Linked DNA regions of Homo sapiens: region 1 is linked to region 2. Evidence: read pairs that join two places in POLR2A ChIA-PET (ENCODE). Cell type or tissue: B cell. All regions are shown on one strand. Each heading gives the region's core, and the rest is flanking DNA. Links, peaks and the distances in the headings are about the cores only.

What was found. ChIA-PET counts read pairs that join two places held together with the same protein. Peaks named below come from ENCODE experiments on the same cell type or tissue, not always from the same donor. Only the 100,000 strongest peaks of a DNase experiment are listed, where the experiment ranks them.
Region 1: POLR2A ChIA-PET joins it to region 2 with 12 read pairs; 1 of 35 experiments calls an interaction of 5 or more read pairs at or near these places.

What each region holds. Positions count from the first base shown.
Region 1 is chr7:156,921,952-156,924,869 of GRCh38, reverse strand. It overlaps LOC102723795 (a long non-coding RNA gene), which reads right to left. Exons shown (of 4, transcript XR_928253.3): 4 at 2,889-2,918. Among named protein-coding and RNA genes, the nearest start is that of NOM1, 26 kb to the left of the region's middle. In B cell, for the core only: no CTCF peak of the experiment used is centred there; a DNase peak (open chromatin) is centred at 1,509.
Region 2 is chr7:156,781,757-156,784,674 of GRCh38, reverse strand. All of the region lies in intron 5 of LMBR1 (limb development membrane protein 1), which reads left to right. Among named protein-coding and RNA genes, the nearest start is that of LMBR1, 110 kb to the left of the region's middle. RefSeq lists enhancers at 102-171, 472-521. In B cell, for the core only: no CTCF peak of the experiment used is centred there; no DNase peak of the experiment used is centred there; H3K27ac peaks cover 472 bases.

The sequences.
Region 1 (2,918 bases), core at 173-2,672, 140 kb before region 2:
CGGCCAACTCATTTTATTGCTTAACTTTTTATTATGAAAATGTTACAACATACAAAAGTAGAGAGAATCATGTAATTAGCCCCCACATACCCACCACTCAGCTTAACCAATGTTCAATCCATCCAGCTTCATCCGCACCCCACCCATCCCTCCATCTTTCCCTTTCCTGTTGGATTATTTTGGAGTGAAATCTCTGACACAGAATTTTTTCCCAGAAATAGTTCAGTATGCTACAGATATATGTTGTCGTGACTTTTTTTTTATTGTGGTAATGTACATAATATGAAATTTACCATTTTAACCATTTCAAGTGTATAGTTCAGTGACATCAAATCCATTCTTACTGCTGAGCAATCATCACCACCATTGGTCTCTAGAGCTGTTTTCATCCTGACAACCAAAATGAGCGACTGAGGCATAAGTCTCAGATCATCGGGGTTACTGAGCCAGCTGAGGGCACTCCCAGGAAGAATACCCACCACAGACACATCTGTGGCTGTTTCTTCCAAAGAGGTTCTCAGGAGTATTTCTATAGTTTCCTTAAAAGGTGGGGGGTGGCAATGAGACAAATGATTATATACTTGGGAGACTGTAGTTAGTGCCAAGTAAATCTACATTTCACGCAACATAAGGCAAACATTTGAAGAAAAGGAAGGGCCCAGGGAGGGGTGAAGGAACAATTGATCTCATCTTGTCTTTGTTCTGTACCTGGGCAGATCAGTAATCAACCCACGAAGTTGGGGAGGAGCCTTTTGAAAGGATCCGTTTCTTTCAGCCCTTAGTGAAGAGAGCCTAAGGCCGGGAAGTGAGGGAGAGGGACCAATTCCCAACCCGTCATGGCGTCCAAGTCTTCTCCCCTTCGCCAACACAAGGTCTGTTCAGTCAGCTGGGGGCTTTTTTTTTTTTTTTTTTTTGAGTCGGAGTCTCGCTCTGTCACCCAGCCTGGAGTGCAGTGGCACGATCTCAGCTCACTGCAACCTCTACCTCCTGGGTTCAAGCAATTCTCCTGCCTCAGACTCCCAAGTAGCTGGGATTATAGGTGCCTGCCACAACGCCCAGCTAATTTTTGTATTTTTAGTAGAGACGGGGTTTCACCATGTTGGTCAGGCTGGTCTTGAACTCCTGACCTTGGGTGATCCACCCGCCTTGGCCTCCCAAAGTGCTGGGATTACAGGTGTGAGCCACCGTGCCCGGCCCTATTTTTGTTTCTCAATCTTCTCCATTGAAATTGTCCCCATGTGTAGAGCGCCTTGACATAAGTGACTCCATCTTAGAAAAAGACTCCATCTTACATTTCAAAAGGCACTTTGCCAACAGGGACCAGATATTGTGCCTGATCGATAAAGTCTGCATCCAACCAGATAAGGATGTAACCAAGCACACTCTTCCACTAGCATCCTTGCCAGTGGGCTCCGTGGCCATGAACGAGCGTGACGTAACCAGCTAGACACAGCCATCTCGACAGACCCGGTCTTGCTGTCACTCATGATCACCTGGCGTCGGCCCCAAAGGCTCTGCCACATTAAAGACTTCCGTGCAAGACCACAGCTGCCTGACGCAGACCAGACCAGGCTCTGCCACATTAAAGACTTCCGTGCAAGACCACAGCTGCCTGACGCAGACCAGACCAGGAGATTCTTTCTGTCTTCATTACTGTTTCTGGGCTGGTTTGTGAACCTCCACATTTTTTTTTTTTTTTTTTTTTTTGAGATGGAGTCTCGTTCTGTTGCCCAGGCTGAAATGCAGTGGTGTGATCTTGGCTCACAGCAACCTCTGCCTCCCGGGTTCAAGTGATTCTCTGCCTCAGCCTCCCGAGTAGCTGGGATTACAGGCACCCACCACTATGCCTGGCTAATTTTTGTATTTTTAGTAAAGACGGGGTTTCACCATGTTGGCCAGGCTGGTCTCGAACTCCTGACCTCAGGTGATCCACCTGCCCCGGCCTCCCAAAGTGCTGGGATTACAGGTGTGAGCCACCACGCCTGGCCTGTTAACCCTTTCTTCTATCTCCTTTCTCCTGCTGTTAAATGTTACTTTGTCATGGAATGTTCATCTAGAGCATTTATGCGTTGATTAAGCACACTGCCATTTGGAGGGCTGCTGCTCTGGTCTCCATTTCTGGTTAGTGACCCTGGCCTGTTTTTCTAGTCTCCCACTTTCTGCAGTATCTTCACTTCTTGGTGCCAATTTAGCAGAATCCATTCATTCTTTAGATGGCAGCACATGGTTAAAGAGCAGACAACAGAGGCGGCACTCGAATGTGGATGTGTGCCTGCCCCTTAGAATAGTGGCTTATTAGATAACATCTGAAAAGTCATGGCCGGGCACGGTGGCTCATGCCTGTAATCCCAGCACTTCAGGAGGCCAAGGCAGGCGGATCACCTGAGGTCAGGAGTTCAAGACCAGCCTGGCCAACATGGCGCAATCCTGTCTCTACTAAATATAGAAAATTAGCCAGGCATGGTGGCAGGCACCTGCAATTCCAGCTACTCAGGAAGCTGAGGCAGGAGAATTGCTTGAACCCAGGAGGGAGAGGTTGCAGTGAGCTGAGATCATGCCATTGTACTTCAGTCTGGACAACAGAGTGAGACTCCATCTCAAAAAAAAAAAGAAAGAAAAAAAAAGAAAGAAAAAGAAAAGAAAAGAAAAAGAAAAAAAAAAGAAGGAAAAGTCACAACTGCTAACACAGGTAGTGTCGTTTATCCATGGTGCCATCTTTGTAATCACCTCATCCTATGTAAAATGTAGACTTACTGAGCACTGACAACAGTCTTGCAAGGGGATGAAATGTGTGCACTTGCAGGTTTACCGAATGTGAAATCAGAGGAAGAAGCAGCAGAGGAGTTTTTCAGAACACGCGTTTAAGTACCCACACATTGTAAGCACGGTTCCACCAGGCGTCAGGTCTTTATAATAGC
Region 2 (2,918 bases), core at 325-2,824:
CCCATAGGATATTATGCAGTTTCACAGATTGATTTTAGGATTTTTGATTGTCTGCGCTCCTCAAGTTCTCCTTTGACCTGGCTTTAAGAGAATTAAAACCATGTGGCTCTGCTACTGAAGGACATAAGGGACAGACAGAAGCAGGGTGCTGAGAAGGGAGCTGCAGTCAGCAGGCAGTGTAGCATTTGCTTTGGGCTGAAGTAGTGAACGTGGGTACTGGTGATGTGAGAGTTCATGTTAATGCTCATAAAGGTCCACCAACATACAAGACAGCTCCCAGAATTAGTCCTGCCTGCCTCCGTCCACTCTCTAGATCTATTCACTAAATTCAGTATCATCAGAGGCAGGAGATGATAGGGAGAACAAGCAGGACAAGAGTTCTTAAATACGGAGATGAACAGAGAATTCAAAGACGAACAAACATTTGAGAAAAGCCAACACCGTGAGAGGCCCCAAACTCGGTGTATTACTCAAAGAGTTAGTAGACAAAAAATATTTCAAGGAGACTTTTAATATATTATCTAGGGGATTTTCTTTAACAGAAAAACTTAAGGATATCTAGTCCTCAGTATTGCCAGAAATGCATGCTGCTGAGTCATTCTACACCATTCAGAGCTGGTTACCACTTTTAGAAGCAAGCTAGTATTATAGTGTGATGCTGTAAAAAAAAAAAAAACAGAAAAAAACCCAAAATAACAAAAAATAAACAAAATACAACAAGAAGAGTGATAATTACGAAGGTATTATCTGACAAAAAAGACTTTCATTTCTGAAGCAAATTCTACACATACACTTTGATGATGAAGTTGATGAGCTGACATGGCCTGATCTCTTACACCATTGAAGGAGCTGTCTTCTTTCTTTCCTGTTATGGGTAAGAGCAGTGTCTAGAAGGGATAGGAATGTTTTCATGCACTACCTGTACATGAGTCCTAATGAAACTGCATAGCGGCAAATAAAACTAGAAAGTCAAGCTCAGCTGAATTTAAAAATAGATTATTCAAATAAAAAAATTTAACAAGGATGCTGGGTACAAGGATTAATATATTTAAAAAAATCAATAAATACCAGCAACAAACTGAAAATCAATTATAATAGCAAGACAGCCTAAGGTATGTTGAAATAAATCTAACGAATGATATTTAAAGCCTTTATGGAAACAATAATGGAAACAAAAAATCTTATTGAAAGATGTTGGTTGGACACAGTGGCTCATGCCTATAATCCCAGCACTTTGGGAGGCTGAGGTGGGAGAATCGCAGGAGGCCAGGAGTTCGAGACTAGCCTGGGCAACATAGCGAGGCCCTGTCTCTACAAAATACAAAATAAAAAAAATTAACTGAGCCTGGTTGGTGCATGCCTGTAGTCCCAGCTTCTCGGGAGGCAAAGGTGGGAGGATTGCTTGAGCCCAGGAGTTTGAAGCTGCAGTGAGCCATGATTGTACCACTGCACTTCACTTTTGGTGATAAAGGAAGACCCTGTCTCAAAAAAAGAAAGATGTTGAAGAAAACCTAAATAAATTGATAGATATTCTGTGTTCATAATTTTTAGAGTTTTTGCAATTCTAATAAAAATTCTGCAAAGTTTTCTTATAGAATGTGACAAGCAGGTAGTAAAAATTTAATGGAAGTGCAGAAAGCCAAGAATAGCCGGAGCAATTTTGAAGAACTAGGTGATGGAACTTCCTCTATCAAATATTACAAGATAGGCAAAGAAACTGAATAGACATCCAAAGTCTATCCAAAGAAGATACACAAATGGCCAATAAGCACATAAAAAGATTATCACCATCACTAATCACTAGGGAAATGCAGATCAAAACTACAATGAGGCTAGGCCCAGTGGCTCATTCCTGTAATCCCTCCATTTTGGGAAGCTGAGGCAGGAGGATCACTTGAGGCCAAGAGTTTGAGACCAGCCCGGCCAATATGGCAAAACCCTGTCTCTAGTAAAAATACAAAAATTAGCTGGGCATGGTGGCGTGTGCCTGTAATCCCAGCTACTTGGGTAGCTGAGGCGGGAGAATCGCTTGAACCTGGGAGGTGGAGGTTTCAGGGAGCCGAGATTGTACCACTGCACTCCAGCCTGGATGACAAAGTGAGACCCTGTTTCAAAAACAAACAAACAAACAAACAAACAAAACTGCAATGAGATACCTCCTAGTAGGATGACTACTAGCCAAACCCAGAAAACAGCAAGCATTGGTAAGGATGTGGAGGAATTGGGAATATTGTGCATTGTTGGTGGAAAGGTAAAACGGAAGAGCTGGTGTGGAAAACAATATGACGATTTGTTAAAAAATTAAAAATGGAATTACCATCTGATCCAGCAATTCCACTTCTGGATATACATCTAAAAGAATTGAAGGCAGGAACTCCAACACATACATGTACACCCATGTTCATAGCAGCATTATTCACAATACCTAAATGGTGGAAGCAATCCAACTGTGTATGATGAATAATGAGTAAACCACACGTGATATATCCATACAATGAAGTATTATTCAGCCCTAAAGAAGGAAATTATGACACATGCTACAACGTGGATGAACCTTGCTAAGTTAAACAGTCCAGTCACAAAAGGACAAATTCTATATGATTCTCCTTAAATGAGATACCTATAGCATTGTCAAAGTTGTAGAAACAGAAAGTAGCATAGTGGTTGCCAGGGATTGTGTATTGGGGGGGAAGTTATTGTTTAATGGGTACAGAGTTTCAGTTGGTGAATATGAAAAGCATTCTGGAGATGGGTGGTGGTGATGGTACCATAACAGTGTGAATGTAGTAATGCCACTGAACTGTACACTTAAAAATGGTTACGATGGTGAACTTTATGTTATGCATATTTCACCACAATTTTAAAAAACGCAAATGGATGATAAACATGGCAGTGTTTTGTGGTTACCTGTGGGTAGG